Regions from separate parts of the Homo sapiens genome. Here region 1 is linked to region 2. Evidence: chromatin loops called from intact Hi-C (ENCODE). Cell type or tissue: chondrocyte. All regions are shown on one strand. Links, peaks and the distances in the headings refer to the core of each region. The heading gives the core; the rest is flanking DNA. Region 1 overlaps SLC6A19 (solute carrier family 6 member 19). Region 2 has its middle 64 kb from the start of MIR4277.

Region 1 (9,327 bases), core at 1-8,000, 430 kb after region 2:
CGTGGAGGTGATGTACACGGCCTGCGGAGGGCGGGACATGTGGGATGGGCGGGAAGTTGGGGGGCCAGGCATGCGGTGGGGGCGGCACGTGGGGGCGGGGCATATGGGGGCGGGGCATGTGGGGAATGGGGGCCAGGCCTACGGGGGGCGAGGCATGCTGGAAGGGTGGGGAGGGGGCCAGGCCTGTTGGGGGGACAGGGCATGTGGGAGGGGTGGGGATGGGGGCAGGGGCTGTGGGGGGCGGGGCCTGCGGAGGGCAGAGCATGTGGAATGGATGGGGATGGGGGGCCAGGCCTGTGGAGTCCGGGTATGTGGGATGGTGCGGAGGGGGGCCAGGCCTACAGGGGTTGGGGCATCTGGGGAAGGGGGCCCAGGGCGACGGGGGGCCGAGCATGTGGGACGGGTGGGGACGGGAGGCAGGGCCTGCGGGCGGCTGGGTATGTGGAATGGGTGGGGATGGGGGGCAGGGCCTGCGGGAGCCTGGGTATTTGGGATGGTGCGGAGGGGGGCCGTGCTTGTGGTGGGGGGCATGTGGGACGAGTGGGAACGGGGACAGGGCCTCACAGGCTGCCGGCCCACCAGAAGAAAGGGATGGCCGCTCTGGACCTCGTACCAAAGATTCCCATGTAGGGGAAGATCAAGCCTTACTCTTCCATTTCCACTTTCCTGTTTTATCATCACCATCATCACCATCATCATCATCATCGTCTATCTCTTTCTGGTAGTTTGTATTACTCCTACATAACGCTAAGTGTCGTGTGGGCCAACGTCAAGTTCCTGGAGCCCCAAGTCTGGTCATTTCAGGAAACCTGGGGCAGGCAGGGCCCCTCCCGCCCAGGCCAGTGAGCCTAAGGGCAAAGGCAGCTCTCTTGGTGGGGTCTGGGGAAAGGCAGAGCCCGGGACCCCCAGACCTGGGTTTTAGAGTGCAGCCGGCCGGAGGCAGGGCTGCCCGCACCCGCCCTCTGGAGCACCTGCAGCCTGGCCGGGCCCATGCAGTACCTTCCCGGTGGTCTCGATGCCGCGGATGGTGCACATGTACAGGACGCTCCATGCGCAGGCCAGGCACAGCAGCATCCACCACTGGATGGAGCCCGAGTCGCTGATGGACGTGGAGATGTTGAGCGTCTCTCGGTACCAGAAGTAGTCCACAGGGGAGCTCCTGGCGCACTCGTCCACATACCCTGGGGAGAGGGCCATTCACACACCTCAGGGTACGGGTCCCCCAAGGGAGGAGAATGGAAGGCCCTGAGCTGGAAGAAATGCCAGCCACGTTCCAGAGGCCTTGACACCAGTGACACGCCCACACGTGCACATGAACACAGGCACACATGCTCACGTGCACGCACATGCATGCACGCACACAGCACACATGCACAGCTACACCCTCGTGTGCACATCTGGTCCATGCACCTGCACACCCCACACATGCACATGCACACACACACACAGCACACACATGCACAGAGGCACACATGCTCACATGCACGCACATGCACGGACACACAACACACACACATGCACACAGGCACACATGCTCACATGCACACACATGCTCACATGCACACACATGCATGTACACACACAGCACACAAGTGTGACTGTACTCTCGCGTGCACATCTGGTCCATGCACCTGCACACCCCACACATGCACATGCACACACACACAGTACACACATGCACACAGGCACACATGCTCACATGCACGCACATGCATGTACACACACAGCACACAAGCGTGACTGTACTCTCACGTGCATATCCGATACTGTACCTCTACACCCCACACATGCACATGCACACAGCACACATGCTCACGTGCACACACATGCATGCACACACAGCACACACATAGCACACATGCACAGCTGTACCCTTGCATACACATCTGGTACACACATCTGCACACCCCATGCATGCACACACCTTTGTGAGCACACGAGCACACATTCCTACACAGGTGCACTGGTTAGAAGGCTCCAGCCCCAACAGTCAGGTGCACCCTGGGCCTCACGCTGCTCCCTCTTCCCTGTGCAAGTCTGGCAGCCTCAGAGTGTTTGCGCTCCCGGGCTGGGGCCCTTGCCTGCAACTGCCCACTCCACACACTGTCACCACTGTGGGCCTCTCTGGGCTTGTGGAACCATCCTGAGACCTTTCTAAAGGGGAAGTGGTCTAATTCCAGAGGACCCCACAGCCCCGGAGGCAGGAAAGGGCCCCGACAGTCCCAGCGAGCAGTGAGGGTTGCACGTATCGTGGGAGGACCTGTCTTATTCCAACCCCAGGGGCCATCTTGCCGGCCCCGACAGAGCAGCAGCATGCAGGGAAGCCCCGCTGGCCCCGCTGTGCTGGTCGGACCAGAAGCCGGTGGTGACCAAGCCGTTCAGGCCCCAGGACCACGTGTGAATCGCCGTGAGCTGATTGCATGTCACACGTAGAGGGTCTGCCCCCTACGCTCCCTCCCTGGGCAAGAGGGTTCTGGAAGGGCCGGGGTGGGAGGGCAATGCGGGCCCCACATGGGCAGGACAGACCCACCTGTGCGGAGCAACGCAGGGATGCATGGGGCGGGAGGCGGCAGTCCTGACACCATGTCCCTTCCTAGAGAATAGGGAGCAGCCTCCCAGCAGCCTGGGGCTCCAGGCTGGTGACCGGGGGCCCTCAGAGCAGGCACAGCCCCCCCGGGCTCCCACGCTTTCCTCCCAAGGGTCTCATCCTCCACCACGCCCCCCACACAAGAGCCACCACTTTTAAGGTCTTTTCTTTCGTGCTGTCATTTTTTGACACCCTGTTGCCTTGGGGCTCTGGTTTCTGCCACGCCTGACCTGAGTTTCCTGAGGCCATGTGCCTGCTATGAGAGACACAACAGCCTCACAGGTGAGACGGATGGGGCTGCTTGCAAGGACTCACCTGTCTGGTTCTCGTTGAGCGGGCAGTCGCTCCAGGGCAGAGGCTCCTGGAAGGAGTTGAATAAGTACCACATGATCCAGGAGATGATGGTGTTGTAATACAGTCCCACCATGAAGGACGTGAGCATGGAGGCCAGGCCTGCAGGGAGGCTGCTGCTGAGGCTTGGGGCCGAGGCACACCCTCCACTGGCCACCCATCCCCACTCTGAGCAGGAGGTCCCAGGGCTGGCACAGGGTGTGGCTGGGATGGGCTACTCCAGAATCTGAGGGGCCGACCCAGTGCAGGCCGGGATCATGCAGCTGATGCCGTGGTGCAGCCTGTACACGCCTTCCAGGCTCACACCTTCCTGGCACACGCCTGCCCTGCACACGCCTTCCCGGCTCACACCTTCCTGGCACATGCCTGCCTGGCTTGCCCCAGGCATGGGTCTCACCTGCCCAGTGCAGCCTCCAGCAGGTGCATCCAGGCCACCGCCTTCGCAGAGAACTTTTGATGTACCAGTAGCCTGGTTGCTGCCTACGGGCTGGGGGACTGCCCACTTGGCCCTGACCCAAACCGGGAAGCCCCCGTGGCCCAGGACAGGTGGGTGGGCTTCAGGAAAGCCTTCCCTGTGGAGGACTCATGAGAGGGGAGACAACAGAAACTGCAGAGGGGAATGTTCTCAATTATTTGGGGACAGCTAGGCAGGATGGAAAGTGTGCTATGTAGTACATGCTTTACTGAAGTTTCAAACTCAAAACCAAATGTGTGTTGTGAATATGTGAGTGTGAGATGGGGAAGAGAGACAGGGGGAGAGACGGAGATAGGGGAAGAGAGAGAAGAGGGAAGAGACAGAGAGAATAGGAGGGGGAAAGAAAAAAAGACAGAGACTGAGAGGGAGAGAGAGAGAGGAGGAGGATGAGAGAGAGGGGGGAAGGGAGAGAATAGGAGGGGAAAGAGAGAATGACAGAGACAGAGAGAGAGGAAGAGAGAGGGAGAGACAGAGAGAGGAAGAGAGAGGGAGGAGGGAGGTCTTGGATACTCAGCGAGAGGGTGTGGGCTCTGCCCTGGGCCTGGAGGGAGGCCTTGGAGACTCAGGGAGAGGCTGGGATGAGGGTGTAGGCTCTGCTCCAGGCCTGCAGGCTTCCGAAGGGCAGGTGCTTCCTGGACTCAGACTCCTCTCTGGAGTGGACCCTGCCCTTTCCTCCTCCGTCTTTCACCGTCTGCCCATATTCTGAGGGCTTAATGAGCCGTGTCCTCTTGGTGAGGCTGCACTGGGTCTGCTCCTGGGCCCCAGAGCTTATAAATGAGTGACTATGTCTGGGGGTGTCAGTGCTGGGGACCTCCTCACTAGGTGTGGGGGAGTGGACACAGGAGGCTGGTGCCCCCTCCTGGGCCCTGGGCTCTCGCTGAGCGCCGCCATGGGCAGGGCTTGAGTGGTCACTCTGCTGTCCAGTGTCTGGACCCTCCTGGGCCCTGGGCTGCCAGGGACTCGGGCGGCCTCTGCTGGCCTGTCTGGTTCCTGGTGAACAGGAGTGGCCTGGAGTTTCCAAAGGCCTCCAGGAGATGAAGCTGGGACCTTTGTTGCACCAGAAACAGACAGGGAAGGCAGAGCAGGGGCACCGAGGCCGGCAAGGCGAACCCTGGGCCCGGGTGGAACGGCTTCCCAGCAGAGGCGACCCCTGGGCCCGGGTGGAACTGCTCCGAGGCACTCACCTAGGCCCTTCAGGGCCGGGTGGATGGAGCTCCACACACCCAGGCTGCCCCGCCGCAGCCGCTGCCCGATGGCGAACTCCAGGTACAGCAGGGGGATGCCCTCCAGGACCAGCAGGATGAGGAACGGGATCATGAAGGCTCCTGCAATGGGAGGAGTCCACCATGCCTGAGAGCCGTTCCCGGGGGAGCAGGAAGGCCTCCCTCGGGAGCAGGCATTCACAGCAAACCTTGCAGCCCCTATGGCCGGCCCACCACTTGGGAACAGAGCTGAGATGGAGCAGCCAGTCCATGGGATCAGGGCCAGAGCTGACTCCACGTTCTAGAAGCACTGCTGGGCAGCTGGACATTCCTGACCATCACACAGGCTGAGGTCGCCTATGGGACCTCTGGACGTTGCTGTCGTTAAGGGAGGTGTGGTCCATGCCTCACGCGCTCTGACCAACATGCAACCACAGCCGCTGCCTGGGAATCGACCTCCCCACCCACCCCCTGGCAGTCCAGGAGTCCCACGGAGGAGCTGCTTTTGCCTGTCCAGCCAGGGGCTTCCAACAGCAGCGTGCCACTCCTGCCCCGCCTGTGCCAGCTGCACCTGCCACGTCCCTCCTTGGCTTAATGAACGTTCTGTGGATTTGGCATGCCTGTGGGGAGAGGCTGTTTCCTGGCAATCGTGTGTGGCCTCAGTGGGGAATTAGGGTTTAATGGGGACCGTTTTGGTTCTTAAGACAGAGTTCTAAAGATGGACCTGAGCCCAGGTGCTGGTTACATGGCATTGTGGATGTCTTTAATACCACTGAATTGTACATGTAAAAATGATTAAAATGGCAAATTTTACATATATGTATTCAATAATAATAAAAAATTGCAAAAAGGAGAACCACGTTGAGACATTTCTGCTTCTGCTGTGACAACGGTCTTGTCTTATGGGGGATCTACCCACCTCTGCACTGCTACCTCTTTGCTCTAAAAGGACACCTTCAGCTATCATTCTGGGGCTAATTCTCTAATGTGGAACAGTGTAAGATCACCTTTGAAATATGATGCTATTTAATCTTTGTGAAATTGTGGTCATTCAGTCTGGGCTAGAACTGTAGCAGGAAAGTGGGACTGTCCAGGCGCTGACAGCCAGGAGACAGGTGACTCACTCATGGTCTAAACCGAGGGCCACGTTTAGTGTTTCAACTGACTGGAGAGTTGTTTGTTTGAAAGTTGGTTTGAAATAGATAGAAGATAGGGATGTGCTGATCCTGAGAGGAAGCCGAGTGGCTCCTGCCATCATCAGGCGCAGAGGCTCAGAATCAGCCTGGGACCGGGAGAAGAGATTCAGGAAAAATCGCAGATGCTTAGAAGGATTTCACACTCACATTTCCTCACATCTTTAAATTCTGTCTCTTTTAAAAAACCAAAGCTGAAAAGCATAGGTCAGCTTCCTCTCAGAGCTCAGCGGCAGCCAGCACCCAGAGAAGGGGCCTGGCCGCGCCCATGAACTCCACTCGCCCGGCCAAGCGGGCTGCCCTGACCGCTCCCTCTGCGGGTGGACGTACGGCCTCCCAGCTCAGCCACAAGGCCCCCAGGCTACACACAGGATGAGGTGCAGCCACTCCTGGGCATCATGACGGTGCCCAAGGTGCTCGGCAGAGGGCGAGGAGGGACACAGCCTTGGCAGGGCTCCCATCCGGCCAGGGCAGCGTGGACACCGGTGGGTCCTTCACTCGAAGGTGGAGAAGGACGAGGGTCAGGGAACAGCAGAGGTGAGTGCAGGCCGTGGCGCCCGGCTTCCGAGGCTGGCCTGGCACCGCGCAGTGCGTCTCCTACCTGAACCCGAGCACCCTGCTATGGGGACGCGGAAGCAGCTCCCGTCGCGCCTGCCCCAGGCTGGACGGAAGGGCCACGCTGCAGCCGGGGTGAGCACAGCGAAGCCGACAGCCTTTGGGACCGAGGTCAGCAGCTGCAACGGCGCAAGAATTCCAAACACAGCTGTGGCTGAAGGGCCTGGGGGTGTGCAGGTCCCAAACCCCAGTGAGCCTGATCCCGACATGGGTCCTGTCTCCTGGGGGCCACCTTTGTGTCCCGTGGTGGCTGACCCTGAGAGGGAGGGCTGTGGGGATGCTCACATGACACTGGGGTCCCAGCGACAGCCCCTCCTCACGCTGCGTGTCCCTGGGGCCTCTCAGGAGGGACGCGTGACCCGCCTGCCTGCACCCTCCCCACCAGCAGAGCCAAGCCCCCATCATCCTCCCGCCCCCCAGGCTGGGCACCCTCACCCTCCTTCCCCACACACGTGTTCCATTTGTCCTTCTCCCACCAAATCTCTTACACCCTGAGCTCCCTCCATTCCATCCCCATCGCCTCCCTTCCCGACCCAGCCACTGTCTCCTTAGCCAGCAGGGCCATGTCAGATCCCAAACTACCATCCTCAGGGGATGGCACAGCACATGTGTGAGAGACAGAGACACACACAGAGACAGTGACACAGAGAGACAGAGACAGAGAGGGAGGCAGGGAGAGAGAGAGACACACACACAGAGACAGAGTCACAGAGGGGGAGATGGAGACACACAGAAAAAGAGACAGAGAGACACACACACAGACAGAAACAGAGAGAGACAGAGGAGAGAAACAGACAGGGCGATGGAGAGAGAGAGAGAGAAGGAGGGAGGGAGGGAGAAGCCAGGTACTGGAGGCTGTGACTTCCTCACTTGGCCCCTGCCAGCCTCTCTCACTGCTCCCTCTCCCAGTTTAACACGGAGCCTTTTCTCTCCCCTCCCTCTGTGTCCACTTGGTGCCTGCCTGTTGAGTGGAGCAGGGCCCTCTGGAGCCCAGCACCTCTATCCCCACACAGGCCCCTCTCTCTGAGCTGGGGTTCCAGGGACAGGTTCCTTCAGAAGCAGGAGCTGCAGGTGGCAGCAGCAGAGCCAGGTGTGTAGGGTGGGCTGGCGGGATGCTGGATTCATCGAGAGATGAAAGGCAGAAGGGAATGGTAGCCAGGTGCAGGAGATGCTCACCAGCGGGTCCCTATGGGAGGGTGTGGGGGCTGCAGGCTCACCTGCAGGGACACCCAAGACCCCAGCAGGGCCTGCTCATTAGGTTAAAATAAGAAAAGATTCACTCCTCCAATTTTTTTTTCCCAAGAGCTTGATTTGAAACTCTTCCAGACAAAACTACCAAGAAAAAGCAAGTGCATGATCCCCAGTGTCCTCCACCCTCTCCCTTCCCTCCACTATGCCCTAACCCTAAATGCTCGGGTCTTCCTATCGCTTCATCTCCATTGAGAAAACTCCTACTCATCCTTGAAAACCCCACCAGGGTGTCCCCTCTTTTGAGAGTCTCAGTTGTTGCCCTTGCTCCTGGTGGCTCTCCTTTCTGAAGGTTCCTCCGGGCAGGAGACCCTCAAATCCCCAACCCCTGGGGCTCAGGCTCAGCATGGAGCAGTGAACAGAGAGGACTGGGGGTGGGGGGCACACACCCACTCCACCCCAAATGCAGCCCGGAGGCAGCCAGGCCCTCCGTTGCTCCCAATGAAGGAGGCTGTCCTGCCCCAAGAAACTCAAGGAAAGCCAAGCATTCTTGACAATTAAAGCCACCAGAATATGAATATTTGTCTTTTAAACGCAGCGACTTCTTCCTAGTGTGGGGTGAGGTGCAGAGGAAGGAGAGAAGGAAAGGGGCGGCCAGCGCCCAGGGAACACTGCGTGGCTCTGCCTGGTGGGGCCCTGCAGGGCGCCTGGACGTGGTTGCAAAGGTCCCTGGAAACCAGGCCTCTCTGCGGCGCTGCAGATGTTGGCTCACTCAGGTGGAAGCAGGTAACCGAGAGAATGGGGTGGGGACGTGGCCAAATGGAAAGCACCCAGAGGGAAAGAGACACTGGGCACAGAAACAGTTCCTCCTGTCTGTCCTTGAAAAAGTAGGAAACCAGGAGAGAGGGGGAGGAGGGAGCTGCAGTTCTCACGCAGGGACTAAGCTTCCCCTTTTTTCTCTCTCCAGCAGGTGGTGTTTGTGGCACCAAGTAAATGCTGCATGGATTTTTGCTAAGAATTAGCTGCAGATGGACTAAGGGGAAAGCTGACCCCGGGGCCAGGCGTTGAGCAGCAAAGAAGAGACAGCTGGAAACAGCTGTGCTGGCGCCACATGGTCCTGGAAGGGGTGGCTCCTCCGGCTCCCGCACGCCACCTCGCTCACGGACACCATCACTGCCCTGTGCAGAGGAGCTGGGGGGGCAGCCCCTGAGGGGCCAGCTGTGGGGTGGGCTCTATCAGCAGCCACTGACGGGGACACACGGGGCAACTGAGGTTTCTGGACGGACACAGGTGGGCATGAATGCGTCTCCGCCTGCGCCACCGGCACTGCGGGGCCCTGCCGTGGGGATGTGGTGCTCCCAGGTGGGGGTGAGTGGGGTGAGCCCTGGCTGACCACGCCTCACGGCTTTTGGTTGCTGTTCCTGCACACCTGCCCACTGCCCCCAGCACCACCCTCGGGGGGCTCCGCCATCACACCCATTTCCCAGGTGAGAATGCCCAGGTGCAGCACGCCCTTGAGACGGCTCAGGTGAGTGGGGCGGCTGAGTTTGGAAATGCCCTTCCTCAGGAAAGTGTCCCTTGAGCCTGCCCACCTGGCACAGGCTCTCCAAGGAGGGCAAAATCTGTTAAGACACAGGAGACTCGGAGGCACGCGTAAATGGTTTTTAACCTCGAAGGACAATCCCAGACACTCAGGAGGCTTCCAAGAGGGAACCA
Region 2 (15,592 bases), core at 4,442-12,441:
TCATGGATTTCCAAGCCCTGGCTCTCTCCTACATCCTGTTACACTCATGTGGTCCCTGGAGTGGGTTAGGGACAGCATGGCCAGCCTGGCCCTCTGGAGAAGCACGGAACTGTGGTGGGAGCAGGCAGAGGGACAGGCCGCCATGGATTGTTCCAGGACCCCCCATGGCGAGGGACCCCATTCTCCCTGAGAATTTATCTGTTCTTGTCCCACTCTCAGGCTCCTCCTAAGAATGGGCCCTGCCCTTCCCTTGCCCAGCACCTCCCCCACAGCCTCTGCTTGTGCACCCACCCTGCCCCACATTCGGGGGCCTGAGGAGCCCTCACCTTGAGACCCCTCCTCTCGAAAGGTCCCTGACCACCCACCCACTCCAGGCACCCCCTTCTTCCCCAGGGAACTTCCACCCTGTCTGGGCCATTGCTCCAGACCCTCCATCCCCTCATCAACCTTCGGGGCAGGAGATCAAAGAAAAACCAGGCTGCCTTGTTCTCAGCAGGAGCTCAGCAGGAGCCCAGGGCCTGGCAGAGGCTCTTCGGGTCACAGGATGAGCCAAGGAAGGGAAGAGTGACACTGTCCCAGGCCCCGAGGACCCAGGCCCCATGCCCCCATAGGCCCTGCCCCACAGGCCGGTCCTCCCCCAGCCCCACCCCTCCCCAGACCTCATCCCTCCCCAGCCTTACCCTCCCCAGCCCTGACATCTCCAGGCCACCCCTCCCCAGGCATCATCCCTCCCCAGCCTTGCCCTACCCCTGCCCTGCCCTCTGTGGCCCCCCCCTCCCCAGCCCCACCTTCCCCAGGCCTCACCCCTCCCCAGGCCTCATCCCTCCCCCAGCCCCACCCCTCCCCAGCCCTACCTTCTTCCAGCCCCACCTTCCCCAGGCCTCACCCCTCCCCATCCCCCACTCTTCCCAGGCCCTACCCTCCCCAGGCCTCACCCCTCCCCATCCCCCACTCTTCCCAGGCCCTACCCTCCCCAGGCCTCACCCCTCCCCAGGCCTCATCCCTCCCCAGCCCCGCCCTCCCCTGACCCCACTCTCCCCAGCCCCACCCTTTTCTGGCCCTGCCCTCCCCAGGACCCACCCCAGCCCTCACGGTGCGTCTGTCCAGCGAAGCTGTCTGGATCCCATGGCTGCACTGCCAGGTGGTGAGCTTCCAAGCCCTGGGCTCCCAGGACTCTGTCACTTTAGGGATCCCCTCCCACCCACCTCCAAACTCCTCATACCCCCCACCACCCTCACCCGAAGCCCCTGCTTCCCCACACCCGGGATGAACACCCAGTAATTAAGATGTTCAAGTATTTTCTTTCTTTCCATTTCTTTCTATTTACACACCTTCAAATTAAAATTGGAATAAAGTCGTCTGTATAACTTAATGCTCTCACTTAGCACGACCCTCTCATGAGTGTTTTCTCATGTTACTGGAAGTTCTTCAGCAGCACTGTCTACCTGTAGCGGCTGCCGAACACGACAGGATTTGCATTTGCCAGAATCGATTGAACTACTTCCATGAGGTTGGAAAGACGGACATTTAGGCCCTTTATTTCTTTATTTTATTTTTACCAACATTTTCTAAATGCTGCAAAATGAACACCTGGACCGTTTTGTTGTTTACTTGTTTACTCCTCCACATAGATCAGGGGTCTGCAAACGTGCTCTGCAGACAGCTAGAGAGTCAGTATTGTGCTGGGGGCGGGGACGGGGAAGATGGTCTCCACCGCACACTCTTCCTTATTCGCTAATCGTTTTCACAGTAACGGACCATTCCGAGCTCTTGGCCGTGCAGCAACAGGCCACAGAGCGGATTTTGACCACTTGCCAGTTTATCACCCTAAAGGCAGCATTGCTAGGTCAGCCACATTGGAAGGCTTCTGGTGCATATTACCAAACCCCTCTCCAGAACAAAATTATGCTGATACTTTTGCTACTAGTATCTGAAAACGCATATTCCTCTGAATATTTGCCAACATTGACTATTACTATTTTTAAGCAAATTGCTAAATTCATCGTTAAAACTCAAATTGCATCTTCCTGGGTTGTTGTGATTCTATTTCCACATCTAACTTCATTCGATTGCGCCTTCCTTCTTCCCGTAAGACCTCTAGACACTGAGGACATCAGATGTCAAAACCGTCACAGCGTGCTTCCGGTTTTTGTTGGATTTTGTTTGTTTTGTTATGGTGTTTTTTGAAGTGTCACAGGGTTTAATGTCTTTGTAATCAAATCTAAAATTTTTTGAAAAGTGTTTATTGATACATAATAATTGTACATATTTACAGGGCAGTTGTGATATTTTGATTGTGCACACAGCATGTAGTGATCAAATCAGGGTATGTAGTATATCCATCACTTGGAACATCTACTCTTTCTTTCTGTTGGGAAGATTCCAGTTCTTCTAGCTATTTTGAAATATACAGCGGACCAGGTGCAGTGGCTCACACCTGTAATCCCAGCGCTTTAGGAGGCCAAGGCAGGTGGATCACCTGAGGTCAGGAGTTCGAGACCAGCCTGGCCAACATGGCAAAACCCTGTCTCTACTGAAAACACAAAAATTAGCCAGGCATGGTGGCACACACCTGTAATCCCAGCTACTCGGGAGGCTGACAGGAGAATCGTTTGAACCCAGGAGGCGGAGGTTGCAGTGAGCCGAGATCATGCCTCCACTGCACTCCAGCCTGGAGTGAGACTCTGTCAAAAAGAAATAAAGAAAGTAAGAAAGAGAGAAAGAGAGAGAGAGAGAAAGAAAAAGAAAGAGAGAGAGAGAGAGAAAGAGAGAAAGAAAGAGAAAGAAGGAAAAGAAAGAGAGAAAGAGAGAGAGAGAAAGAAAGAAGGGAGGGAGGAAGGGAAGGAAGGAAGGAAGGAAGAAAGGAAGGAAGGAAACAGTAAATGATTGTTGCCTTTGGTCTGTGAACTGTTCTATGGAACATTGGAACTTACTCCTTCCCCTGACTGCATGTTTGTGCCCCGTAACCAGCCTCACTTTCTGTCTGCCTCTCACCCACACACCCTGCCCAGCCTCTGGGAACCACCAGCCAACTCTCTGCCTCTGTGAGAGCCACTCTTTCAGTGCCCACAAATGAGTGAGAACATGGTACATTTGTCTTTCTACCCCGGCTTACTTCCCTTAACATGACAGCCTTCAATTCCATCCATGTTGTTGCAGACGACATGATTTCATTCTTGTGTATGGCTGCAGAGTATTCCATCGCGAATAGATATCACGTGTTCTGTATCCATTCATCCATTGATAGGCACCTAGGTTGATTCCATATCTTTGCCATTGTGAACAGTGCTGCAGTAAACAGGGGGGCCCAGATTCCCTTTCACACAGGATTCCCTTTCCTTTGGATAAATACCCATCAGCGGGGATGGCTGGATCATAGGGTAGCTCTATTTTTAATTTTTTAAGAACTCAATCCTGTTGTCCATAGCGGCTGTACTCATTTACATTCCCACCTACAGTGTGTATGGTTCCCCTTTCTCCACATCCTCGCCAGCATTTGTTATGGTTTTTGTTTTTAATTAAAGCCATCTGAACTGGGGTAGATGATACCTCATTGTGGTTTTGATGTGCATTTCCCCAATGATTCATGATGTTGAGCATTTTTTCGCTTGCTTTTTGGGGCCAATATCCAGAATACACAAGGAAATCAAACAACAGAAAAAAATAGATAAATAAATAATCCCATAGAAAGTAGACAAAAGATCATTTCTCAACAGAAGACATATAAGTGGCCAAAAGGTTTATGGAAAATTCTAAGCTTTTAATCTTTGTGTTCCTTTCTTGTTTCAAGCAGTGTTTCTCTTTTTCTTTCCTTTTTTTTTGAGATGGAGTCTCACTCTGTTGCCCAGGCTGGAGTGCAGTGGTGTAATCCTGGCTCACTGCAACCTTTGCCTCCTGGGTTCAAGCGATACTCCTGCCTCAGCCTCCCAAGTAGCTGGGATTACAGGCATGCACCACAACGCCCAGCTAATTTTTGTATTTTTAGTAGAGACAGGGTTCCACCATGTTGACCAGCCTGGTCTTGAACTCCTGACCTCAGGTAGTCCTCCCACCTTGGCCTCCCAAAGTGCTGGGATTACAGGCATGAGCCACTGCACCCAGCCCAAGCAGTGTTTTTCAAAGCCACGTCTCAGGACCACCTCAAGAATGCAGACATGAGGGTGGGATCAGCAGTTCTGGGGGGGGTGGGGGAGCTGAGCGCCCCACCAAAGAAACGCTCACCTGTTTTGCAGAGCAAAGGATTCCACAGGGGGAAAAACAAAAAGCAAAAACAAGAACTTCCTGATCACCTTTTATTTTTGAGACAGTCTCAGTCTGTCACCCAGGCTGGAGTGCAGTGGTGCAATCCCAGTTCACTGCAACCTCTGCCTGCTGGGTTCAAGTGATTCTCATGCCTCAGCCTCCCAAGTAGCTGGGATTACAGGTGCAGGCCACCACGCCCAGCTAATTTTTTTTTTTTTTTTTTTTTTGTATTTTTGGTAGAGACAGGGTTCGCCATGTCGGCCAGGCTGGTCTCAAACTCCTGATCTCAAGTGATCTGCTCGCCTCGGATTCCCACAGTGCTGAGATTACAGGCATGAGCCACCACGCCCGGTGGCTGATCACCCAAGTTCTATCTGCTCCTCCTGGAGCCTGCCAGAGCCTTCCCACCTGGAAGCATCCGAGGGACTGAGGCTGGGATTTGGGGGAAAGGAGGCTGTCTGAGGAGGCCACAGCTGGTGAGCTGCCGGGATAGACCCACAGGGCCTGGGGTAACAGGCAGGGGTTTGGACACTGTCTTTCGAGTGACAGGGAGATGCTGGTGGGCACCAAGCAGGGTGGTGGTGCCATTACCTTGGAAAGTGGAAGGCTGCTTCTGCCTCAGAGAGCCATGGGCTGGAGAGAGGCGCCCGTGGGCTAGAAACCTCACACGATTAAAACGCCTATGACAGAAGGTTGGAGGGTGGCTTTTGCTTGTAAACATGATTTTTATTATCATTATTATTACTATACTTTAAGTTCTAGGGTACATGTGCACAACGTGCAGGTTTGTTACATAGGTATACATGTGCCATGTTGGTGTGCTGCACCCATTAACTCGTCATTTACATTAGGTATATCTCCTAATGCTATCCCTCCCCTCTCCCCCCACCCCACAACAGGCCCTGGTGTGTGATGCTCCCCTTCCTGTGTCCAAGTGTTCTCATTGTTCAATTCCCACCTGTGAGTGAGAACATGCAGTGTTTGGGTTTTTGTCCTTGCGATAGTTTGCTGAGAATGATGGTTTCCAGCTTCATCCATGTCCCTACAAAGGACATAAACTCATCATTTTTTATGGCTGCATAGTATTCCATGGTGTATATGTGCCACATTTTCTTAATCCAGTCTATCATTGATGGACATTTGGATTGGTTCCAAGTCTTTGCTATTGTGAGTAGTGCTGCAATACACATACGTGTGCATGTGTCTTTATAGCAGCATGATTTATAGTCCTTTGGGTATATACCCAGTCATGGGATGGTGGGGTCAAATGGTATTTCCAGTTCTAGATCCCTGAGGAATCGCCACACTGACTTCCACAATGGTTGAACTAGTTTACAGTCCCACCAACAGTGTCAAAGTGTTCCTATTTCTCCACATCCTCTCCAGCACCTGTTGTTTCCTGACTTTTTAATGATCGCCATTCTAACTGGTGTGAGATGGTATCTCATTGTGGTTTTGATTTGCATTTCTCTGATGGCCAGTGATGAAGAGCATTTTTTCACGTGTCTGTTGGCTGCATAAATGTCTTCTTTTGAGAAATGTCTGTTCATATCCTTTGCCCACTTTTTGATGGGGTTGTTTTTGTCTTGTAAATTTGTTTGAGTCCTTTGTAGATTCTGGATATTAGTCCTTTGTCAGATGAGATTGCAAAAATTTTCTCCCATTCTGTAGGTTGCCTGTTCACTCTGATGGTAGTTTCTTTTGCTGTGCAGAAGCTCTTTAGTTTAATTAGATCCCATTTGTCAATTTTGGCTTTTGCTGCCATTGCTTTTGGTGTTTTAGACATGAAGTCCTTACCCATGCCTATGTCCTGAATGGTATTGCCTAGGTTTTCTTCTAGGGTTTTTATGGTTTTAGGTCTAACATTTAAGTCTTTAATCCATCTTGAATTAATTTTTGTATAAGGTGTAAGAAGGGATCCAGTTTCAGCTTTCTACATATGGCTAGCCAGTTTTCCCAGCACCATTTGTTAAATAGGGAATCCTTTCCCCATTGCTTGTTTTTGTCAGGTTTGTCAAAGATCAGATGGTTGTAGATGTGTGGTATTATTTCTGAGGCCTCTATTCTGTTCCATTGGTCTATATTTCTGTTTTGGTACCAGTACCATGCTGTTTTGGTTACTGTAGCCTTGTAGTATAGTTTGAAGTCAGGTAGTGTGATGCCTCCAGCTTTGTTCTTTTGGCTTAGGATTGTCTTGGCAATGTGCGCTCTTTTTAGGTTGCATATGAACTTTAAAGTAGTTTTTTCCAATTCTGTGAAGAAAGTCATTGGTAGCTTGATAGGGATGGCATTGAATCTATAAATTACCTTGGGCAGTATGGTCATTTTCACGATATTGATTCTTCCTACCCATGAGCATGGAATGTTCTTCCATTTCTTTGTATCCTCTTTTATTTCGTTGAGCAGTGGTTTGTAGTTCTCCTCGAAGAGGTCCTTCACATCCCTTGTAAGTTGGATTCCTAGGCATTTTATTCTCTTTGAAGCAATTGTGAATGGGAGTTCACTCATGGTTTGGCTCTCTGTTTGTCTGTTATTGGTGTATAAGAATGCTTGTGATTTTTGCACATTGATTTTGTATCCTGAGACTTTGCTGAAGTTGTTTATCAGCTTAAGGAGATTTTGGGCTGAGACGATGGGGTTTTCTAGGTATACAATTCTTACAAACCCACTTTCAACTGAATTTGAGAGCGGGGAAGCTGGGAAGGAAAGCCCAGGTGTAGACGGCCTGGGTCCGCTAGCCCCGGTGCTGGCTGGATCCGGAGGCCTGGTGGGTGTGCGAAGAATTTCTGTCTCGGTCTTTCCCGCCAGGATCACTGAGGCTGAGCATGACCGTGCTGGGCGCGGCTTCCTGCTGGCGAGTTGGATGTCTGCCCCTTCGCCAGCTTTCCACAGGGCCGCTCACGACTCTGGTCTCCACCGCCCTCCAAGGGGTCCTCCCTTCTGTCCCTGCACTGGCGACGACAGCGGTCCGTCCGGCCCCGACAGAGCTCTGAGGCCTCCTGCAAGCCCCGCCACTGCCCAGGATGGAGGAAGGCTTCGGGGAAGCCTTCCCAGGCGGGATTCCGCCGGACCCGGGGGACCATCCACAAGAGAGTGTGGGCAGCACGCAGGACGTCCTGAGAAGACGCTTGCTCAGCTGGAGTGTTTAAAAACAAACCGAATAGCGTCAGCTCCTGGGGACTGCAGGAAGGGAACAGGCTCAGGGCCAGCAGCGCGTAAGCTGCGGCTCCGAACTGGGGACGCGGAGACCACACGGTGGCGCTGTGGGCCGTGTTTCCCGACACTGCAGCGCGTTAGTTCGTTCCCGCGGTTCTCACCCTTAGCCCCCAGCAAACTCTGCAGCAGAGGAAAATCAGATCCACCTGCCTGCGGGGTGCGGGGGAGCTCGCTTTCAGCAAACTCTGCAGCAGAGGAAAATCAGATCCACCTGCCTGCGGGGTGCGGGGGAGCTCGGTTTCAGCAAACTCTGCAGGAGAGGAAAATCAGATCCACCTGCCTGCGGGGTGCGGGGGAGCTCGGTTTCAGCAAACTCTGCAGCAGAGGAAAATCAGATCCACCTGCCTGCGGGGTGCGGGGGAGCTCGGTTTCAGCAAACTCTGCAGCAGAGGAAAATCAGATCCACCTGCCTGCGGGGTGCGGGGGAGCTCGGTTTCAGCAAACTCTGCAGCAGAGGAAAATCAGATCCACCTGCCTGCGGGGTGCGGGGGAGCTCGCTTTCAGCAAACTCTGCAGCAGAGGAAAATCAGATCCACCTGCCTGCGGGGTGCGGGGGAGCTCGCTTTCAGCAAACTCTGCAGCAGAGGAAAATCAGATCCACCTGCCTGCGGGGTGCGGTGGAGCTCTGTTTTATGCCTTGAAATGCATTTGCGGCATCCCGTTGTAAAACTGCCCGTGAACGCAGCGTCAGGCGCTCGTTTAAACAGGAAGGTAGGTGCTCTAAGACATCACTGAGAGAATTAAAAGTAACTACATAGCAGGAACAGCACGATCTCGTTTGAAGATTTTATTTAGAAACACCAAAAAAGGTAAAACGGGTAGTGTTCTCTAGATGGAGGAATAGGAATTCGTTTATTTTCTTATTTTTGCATATATATGTGTAACTTTAACACCAGTACTCTGAAAATCACTGAATATCAGAACATCTTCTTAATATCTGAGTACCCAGGGCGGGTCCGAGGACGTCCCCAGGGAAACTGTCCCTTGTCGGGGTGAGTGGCCCAAAGGGGCCCCTTTGGGATGGGGGAATGGGGACCCTCCCTCCCCAGGGTTTCCCATCCAAGGAATTTCACTGGAGGCCGGAAGGCTTCAGAACAGTTTTTCCTCCACTCTTGGATGATTTTCTTGGACTGCCCCAGACCATACAGCCCCTGTCACTGAGCAGTGTTTTGATGCTGACAGCCAGCTCCAGTTTCTGAGCTACCAGCTTCAGCCTTGCTCCCGGGCACTTGTGAAAAAACCCTACCTGGGCCCCGCGAATCCACATTCTCATGCTCATTCTGATCCCCGGTGACTCAGGGCCACATGGGAGTCTGGGAAGAAACAGCTCTGCCGGGGCAGGAGCATCTGCAGCCATGATGCCCCCAGCCAAAGCACAGAGGGTTGTGCCCTCTCAATGGGAGTGTCAGGGGCAGGGACTGCATCCCCACCTGTCACCTGTCCACCTGCAGCATCTGAAAGAGGTGTAGTTGTTAGTATATTGGCATTACTAGAATCTCATTGCAAAACATTTCTATCACCCTGAAAAGGAGCCCTGGATTCACTCCCAGCTCCCTCTCTCCGCAGCCTCCGGCTGCCCCCAGTCTGCTTTCTGCCTCCATAGAGCAGCTTATTCCCAGCATTTCATATGAACACCATCACAGGACACGTGGTTGCTTTCATGTCTGGCTCCTTTCATCTAATAATTTTTTTTTTTTTGAGGTGGAGTCTTGCTCTGTTGCCTAGGCTGGAGTGCAGTGGCGCAATCTCGGCTCACTGCAACCTCCGCCTCCCAGGTTCACGCCATTCTCCTGCCTCAGTCTCCTGAGTAGCTGGGACTACAGGCACCTGCCACCATGCCCGGCTAATTTTTTTGTATTTTTAGTAGAGACGGGGTTTCACCGTGTTAGCCAGGATGAGTCTCAATCTCCTGACCTCGTGATCTGCCCATCTCAGGCCCCCAAGGTGCTGGGATTACAGGCGTGAGCCACTGTGCCCGGCCTCACCTAATAATTTTTCTAATAATTTATTCAAATAGGCATCAAGCTCCACACAGGCACAAGGGCCAAGAGGTGCCCCCAAGGGCTCGTGTGTGGGGCGAGGAGGCAGGTGGTCCTACAGAGGGGGTGGTCCTGCAGTGCAGGTGAGTGCCGCACATGCTGGTGGCATCACCAAGGCCGGGACTGCGCTGCAGTAACACCCACCTCCCACTGGCTCAAAGCAAAGGGTCTGTGTGTCACTCATGTCGCTGCTGAACCCGGGCTGGGTGGCCCTCCCACAGCCCCCAGGGCTATGGTCTCTGGGTCACAGAGTGTCGCTGCTGAACCCGGGCTGGGTGGCCCTCCCACAGCCCCCAGGGCTACGGTCTCTGGGTCACAGAGCAGGCATAGGAGCTGCCTCAGCCCAGCCTGACCCCCAGCCCTTGTGCCCACAGTTTGCTGGGCAGAGCTGATGGCGGCCCCACCCTGCCTGTGGAGGAGTCCTGGAGGTGTGGGAGCAGCAGCAGGCCAGGCTGGCCCAGGCCCCTCCCTTTTACTAAAAGAAAAGCATCTCATGTGGGAGGTAGAAAGGGCAGAGCTGGGGAGGGTCTCATTGCTGGTTTCAAACTCTTTTTGCCAAATACTTTTTGTCCACACCTAACCCTCCACAGGAGAGTGGCCAAGATGCCCGGCTGCTCATAAAAGAGGCCCCAGAGCACCCCTCCCCCGTCCGCCATGTGAGGACGCAGTGACACAACTAGGGAAGCCGGTCCTCGTCCTCACCACACACGGAATCTGCCGGTACCTTGATCTGAGACTCCCCAGCCTTCAAAGCTCTGAGAAATGCATTGTTGTTTCTAAGTCCCCCAGTCTATGGCATTTTGTTATGGCAGCCAGAACTAAGCCAGGCTTCCACATGTGCATTCTGGGAGGACGCAGTTCAGTCCCTCACACTTGCTCTTCTCTGTTTTCCTCCTTATGTTCCTATCCTTCATTCTGAGAATTTTCTTCTGACCTACTTTCCAGTTATTCATTATTTTTCAATGACATCTAAACTATTTTTAAACCCACTTATTGAGTTCTGAAACGTTGCTTGTATTTTTTCCAGGCAATCATTTTTGTATTGCATTTACAAATAGGCACAGAGATAGAGACTGCAATGAGAAAACAGAGAATGCAATGAGAAAAGTTGGAGTTCTAGAAAGAAAGTGGAGGGAGAATAGGAAAAATACAATCAGAAAAAAAAAATACAAATCTTTCCTTTTCGTGTAATTTTTATTTCTCCACTGAAGTTCTTGACCTTGTCTTTTTCTTCTCATGGACAATGTCTCCAGCGCTTTCTGCAGCCATCTGAGGGCGCTGTGTCTGCATTCTCGTGTAGACGTTTTCATTTGCAGTGTCTCCAGTCCTTTCTGCAGCCGGCCTCTGAGGGCGCTGTGTCTGCGTTCTTATGTAGATGTTTTCATTCGCTGGGTTTCTCACCACTTACACTCGCGCTGCCATCTCTCCATGTGTGCCTGGCTCTTTCTTTCTTTGCCTGACATTCTATTTGCAATGTTTTGGAAGGAGAATCTGAGGCCAGAATGATGGCTCCTCCAGAGAGGGTGAGCCCGAGTGCCAGCAGCTTGGAGGGGCAGGGCGGCGGCTCTGGTGTCCTGCGGTTTGCGTGGGCTCTCTCTGCACTTACAGTCACAAAAAGACAGTATCTCAGGCAGGAATTCTCGCAGGGTGCATGCTTCTCTTTTGACAGTTTAATGTCACGCATGGGTTCCTTTGTAAACATCAGATCAATAGCAGAGTTCCAAATTAAAACATTAGGATAAGAAGCCCATGTTGATTCATCCGTCCCTGGAATGGCCTAGAAGACGGGGCACCTGGTGTTCGGGGATGCGTCTGTCTCAGGCCGGTCTCCATGGGTCAGGTAGCCTAGGGTGGGAGGAGGAGGGCGGCGGGCAGCCTAGCGTGGGAGGAGGAGGGCGGCGGGCAGCCCCACAGCCGGGATCCAGGAGAAAGGAAGGGCCACTCACTTTCTCTTCTTCACAAAGTCCTGGGAACGCAGGGAGGGGAGACGGGGTCTCGCTCTAAAAGGCAGCTTTGTAGCCAAACTGCTCCCTCCAGGCAGGAAGAGAATCCCCGCTCAGAAGAAAGGTGGGCCACCCCTGATGACGGCAGGTGGCCCCAAGTGTTTGGATGCGGTGGGCCCCACTGGTTTGGGCCTAACCTCAAGCGGCTGCTAATGGTTCCATGATACTTTTCCCGCTAACACTTCACAGAGATGTCTGACTGATGTCCACTGCTCAGCCGCACCCCCTGAGCTGGTGAGCATTCAGGCAGAGCACCCACCTCTACTTTTCTCACCCCTAAAATCAGAGACTGGTTCTAAGCTGGTGCAGCCACCGCCCCTGCGTGCCGGATGCAGGACTTTCCCTGCCAACACTGGACAGTCCCAGCAAAGCAGACGGTGGGTCGCTCTGTATCTCTGAAGAACAGCTGGGCCTGCGTGTGTCATTCTCAGGCATCTGGCCCAGGCCTTCTCCTCCAGGAAGGTGGGGAGGGGCTGCTCGGCTCCGGGCACTGCCAGGGGCCGTGGGCCCCACATCCTTTCCAGGCTGTTCCGCAGCATCTGCCTTCATACTCACAGCCACCGCGGCGTGCGTCCCAGGGGTTCTCAGAATAGAATTCTGTGCCTCTCTCGCCTCTGGAAGTGACCGTGCTCTGTAGGAAAATATCACAGCACGCCGGCCTCAAAAGGCCATGACGTGGCTCCAAACGCTGTAAGTATGTCAGTTGCTTAGAACAATCAGAAAGGGGCAGAACAAGCTGAGGTATAGAGTCGGGGGTCAGGGAACAGACAGCATCTCTTGTCTTGCAGAGAGACTGCTAGCAATTTGCAAGTTTACGTGAAAAGCTTTGTGATTTTCCAACACCCTGAGTAGTTCTAGCCAAAATGCGTGATTGGCCTCACACTAGACGCTTGCTGTAATTGTGTCTCTGTATTAAATTGACCGTCCTTTGGAGCTTCAGAATGGACCAGGAGGAAAAGGTAAATACCAAGCTCGCTACAACCTCAGAGGCATCAACGCCCTCCTGCTACAGACGCATCTGTTCTCACCTGGCTCCTGCCAGCTGCCCTGGGAGAGGCCACAAAATGCCCTCCATGGACAGAAGACCTGAGAACCTTCGGGGCTCCTGCTGTCACTCACTGTGTTGAAGAACCGCCCGGTCAGCACGCTGGGCCCTATACACATACACACACGGCTCTGCGGAGGACGAGGAAGGGCCGTCAGATGAGACTTCACCGTGAAAAATGTGCAGAGACACAACAATCTCGCTGAATGAAAACTACAGACTCTAATTTATAAAAACTGTCTGTTTCAAAAGCCCCAAATGTTTACATTCTCCGATTCATCATTCCTTCTTCTAATTTATTTTAGGAAATAATGCAAAGTACTCACAAAAAAAATTTATACAGAAAGATGTTCATTGCAGAATTCATTATAATAAAGAAAACCTGAGTACCCAGCGTCAGCGTGGTGATAACATGCATACAAGGGAATATTGTGCAGCTTCAGTTAGTTCTTATTACATTTCATAGGCATCTTAAGTGCTTTGTGAACATTGGTGTATAGATTTTTTTGTTTGGTGTAGATGGCAATAATTAGATGGGTGCAAGTAATAAAAACAGGACGTAATTTTAAAAAGATTGAGTGACAGAAAAAAATGAAACAATGTTTAAAAAACTTTTTGGTTATTATATTATCACTACAAGGCCCTGTCTCCTTGCTCCCTTCTTTGGGGACGGTTCTGGCCTTGCCTGGCCCGTGGGTGGAAATTGTGGTGCTCCAAGTGCCTTCAGCTGCTGCTGGGGTCCCAGGAGCCCAGCCTAGGTGTTCTTCCGTCCTCACCACCCCATGGCCTCCATGGAGCCCCACAGCAGCCTCAGGAAGGAGGGCAGTATCGTCAGAACAGAGTCCTCATGGACCCCCAAGAGACCCTTGTACAGAATGCCCCATCCAACCCAGGTCCAGCTTCACTCAGCTCCTAAACAGGAGCACGGCTGCAGGCCGGCTCCACGCACCCCGTCCCCAGGGAAGCCACAGCCTCCATCCCACACATCCCAGGCAGGCATCTGTAACTGAAGGCAGCATGCTCGGGTAAGCAGCGAGGCACACACCAGCTGGGCGGGGAGGGGTGGCCCTGAGTGGTCGTCTTGCTCAGTGCTGGAGGGGCTCCGAGCCGAGGGTCCAAGGGTCCTGGAGCTGCCATGGCAGATCCCCACAGCCTGGGCAGCTCGAAACAACAGGGGCTCATTCTCTCCCTGCTCAGCAGCGAGGGGTCTGAAATCAAGGAGTCCACGGGCCGTGCTCCCTCCAGAGGCTCCAGGGGAGGACCCTCCCACCTGTGCCAGCTTCTGTGGCTCCAGGCGTCCCTGGGCCGCGGCTGCATTGCTGCGCCTCTGCCTCGGTCTCCAGGTGGCCTCCTACTCTGTCTGCGTCTAACCTCCCTCTGCCTCTGTGTAACCTGCCTCTGCCTCTTGCCATGCGTTTAGGGCCAACGGGTTAATCCAGAATGACCTCCTTATCTCAAGATCTTTAACTTAATCACGGCCACAAAGACCTGCCTCCTACCTGAAGAGAGGTCCTGTGCACGGTTCCAGGGTCAGGAGGTGAACACCCGGTGGCCCAGCCTCAGCCACCCCAGTGAGAATGTGCGAGGTTTCAGAATGGCCGTGCTGCCCTGTTAGGAGCTATACACGCAAAAAGGCAACTCCGTCAGCGTCAGGGGTGCTGGATGCGTGCGGGGATCAGATGGCGTCGGATTTCCCAGGAAGCTGGGGAGCAAGGGTCCTGCACCAAGGGAGGGAGGAGGCCGGAGACCAGCCCAGGCCCAGTCCAGGAGGAGCCTGGCCAGGAGTCCCACCAAAGCCACTGGAGCCTCCAGTGACCCAGCCCTGGAGGGTCAGCGCTGTCCCTCAAATGGATTCCACTTCACACACAGGTCTCCCTGTCTGTGGGGGCTGCAGGGCCGGTGCCTGGGGAGCCCAGACTGCTGGAAACCTTCGGGGTGGCAGGCTCCAGATGGGACTTCCTGGCTTGTGTTTATGTGGAGCCCAGGCTGTGGGCGCCACAGTCAGGCACAGGTTAGGGGTGAGTTGTGGGTGATTTAAGAACTAGAAGCACAAGTAATGGCCTGACCCCCATGTCCCGGCTGTGCTGTGCGGTGGGAAAGACACGGGCTCGGGCGGCTGCTGGGGGTGGCCTGGCCTGCACCTGCTGGGGGTGGCCTGGCCTGCACCTGCTGGGTCCACCCCTGGCCACTAGGCTCACCCAAGGACAGTTGGTGACTGCCTGCCTCACTCCTACCGACCCTCAGGGGCCTAGGGGTCCCGTGACGGGGGGGAGGCTAGGAACCATGCTGGAGGACATGCCTGTGCCAGGGCCACTAGGATGTCTACAGCAGGAGCCGGTGCTAGCAAACCCCACACCCTGAGCCCCAGAGCCAGGCTCCTCAGCCCAGGAAAGGGATCACAGGCAGGAAAACCACACGGAAAAGGCTGTCCCATGCAGTCATGGCTCCCCCACCACTGCCCACACATGGAAGGCAGCCGCGGCTGGGAGAAGCCATCTTCACAGACATGCCATCCTTGATGCTCTCACACATGCGCACAGACGCGCCATCCTCTCCCACAACCCCGCCACCCCGGGCAGGCCAGGAAGTCCCATCTGGGGCCTCCCACCCCGAGGGTTGCCGTCAGTCTGTGTGCCCAGGCATCAGGGCCTGCCGCCCCCACAGACAGCGAGACCTGTGTGCGAAGTGGAATCTGTCCTAGGGACAGTGCTGACCCTCCAAGGCTGGGTCACTGGAGGCTGCCCGGGTCCAGTGGCTTTGGTGGGACTCCTGGCCAGGCTCCTCCTGGCCTGGGCTGGTCTCTGGCCTCCTGCCTCCCTTGGTGGAGCACCCTCGCTCCCCAGCACCTCCCAGGTTCACACAGCTCCTCCCTGGGGCCACACACTGACGCAGGGGCAGGAGGTGGGCCATCCTCTCCATGGACTGAAGACCTTGTCCGAAGGGAAAGAAAGGCCGGCCCAAGGCTTGGCTGGAAGAGTGGGTCTTGGTAGCAAAGGCGGCTCGTGGGGGCAGCCCACGCGAATGCTTCCCCGGCGCCCTGAGCCCCT

What was found. A loop is a pair of places that touch in the nucleus more often than their neighbours do. Peaks named below come from ENCODE experiments on the same cell type or tissue, not always from the same donor. Only the 100,000 strongest peaks of a DNase experiment are listed, where the experiment ranks them.
Region 1: it touches region 2 in a loop (6-fold over the local background); 6 of 110 quality-filtered maps call a loop at or near these places.

What each region holds. Positions count from the first base shown.
Region 1 is chr5:1,204,157-1,213,483 of GRCh38, reverse strand. SLC6A19 (solute carrier family 6 member 19) reads right to left here. Exons shown (of 12, transcript NM_001003841.3): 2 at 4,598-4,738; 3 at 2,903-3,040; 4 at 1,000-1,181; 5 at 1-21. Among named protein-coding and RNA genes, the nearest start is that of SLC6A19, 7.2 kb to the right of the region's middle. RefSeq lists an enhancer at 8,858-9,327. In chondrocyte, for the core only: CTCF peaks have their summits at 4,155 and 4,361 (motif pointing left); DNase peaks (open chromatin) are centred at 993, 4,643, 6,343, 6,743 and 8 weaker places.
Region 2 is chr5:1,636,969-1,652,560 of GRCh38, reverse strand. No RefSeq gene overlaps it. Among named protein-coding and RNA genes, the nearest start is that of MIR4277, 64 kb to the left of the region's middle. RefSeq lists a silencer at 7,546-7,595 and enhancers at 8,544-9,206, 9,247-9,798, 9,799-10,351. In chondrocyte, for the core only: CTCF peaks have their summits at 7,471 (motif pointing right), 10,585 and 10,789 (motif pointing right); DNase peaks (open chromatin) are centred at 7,210, 9,620, 9,870 and 11,980.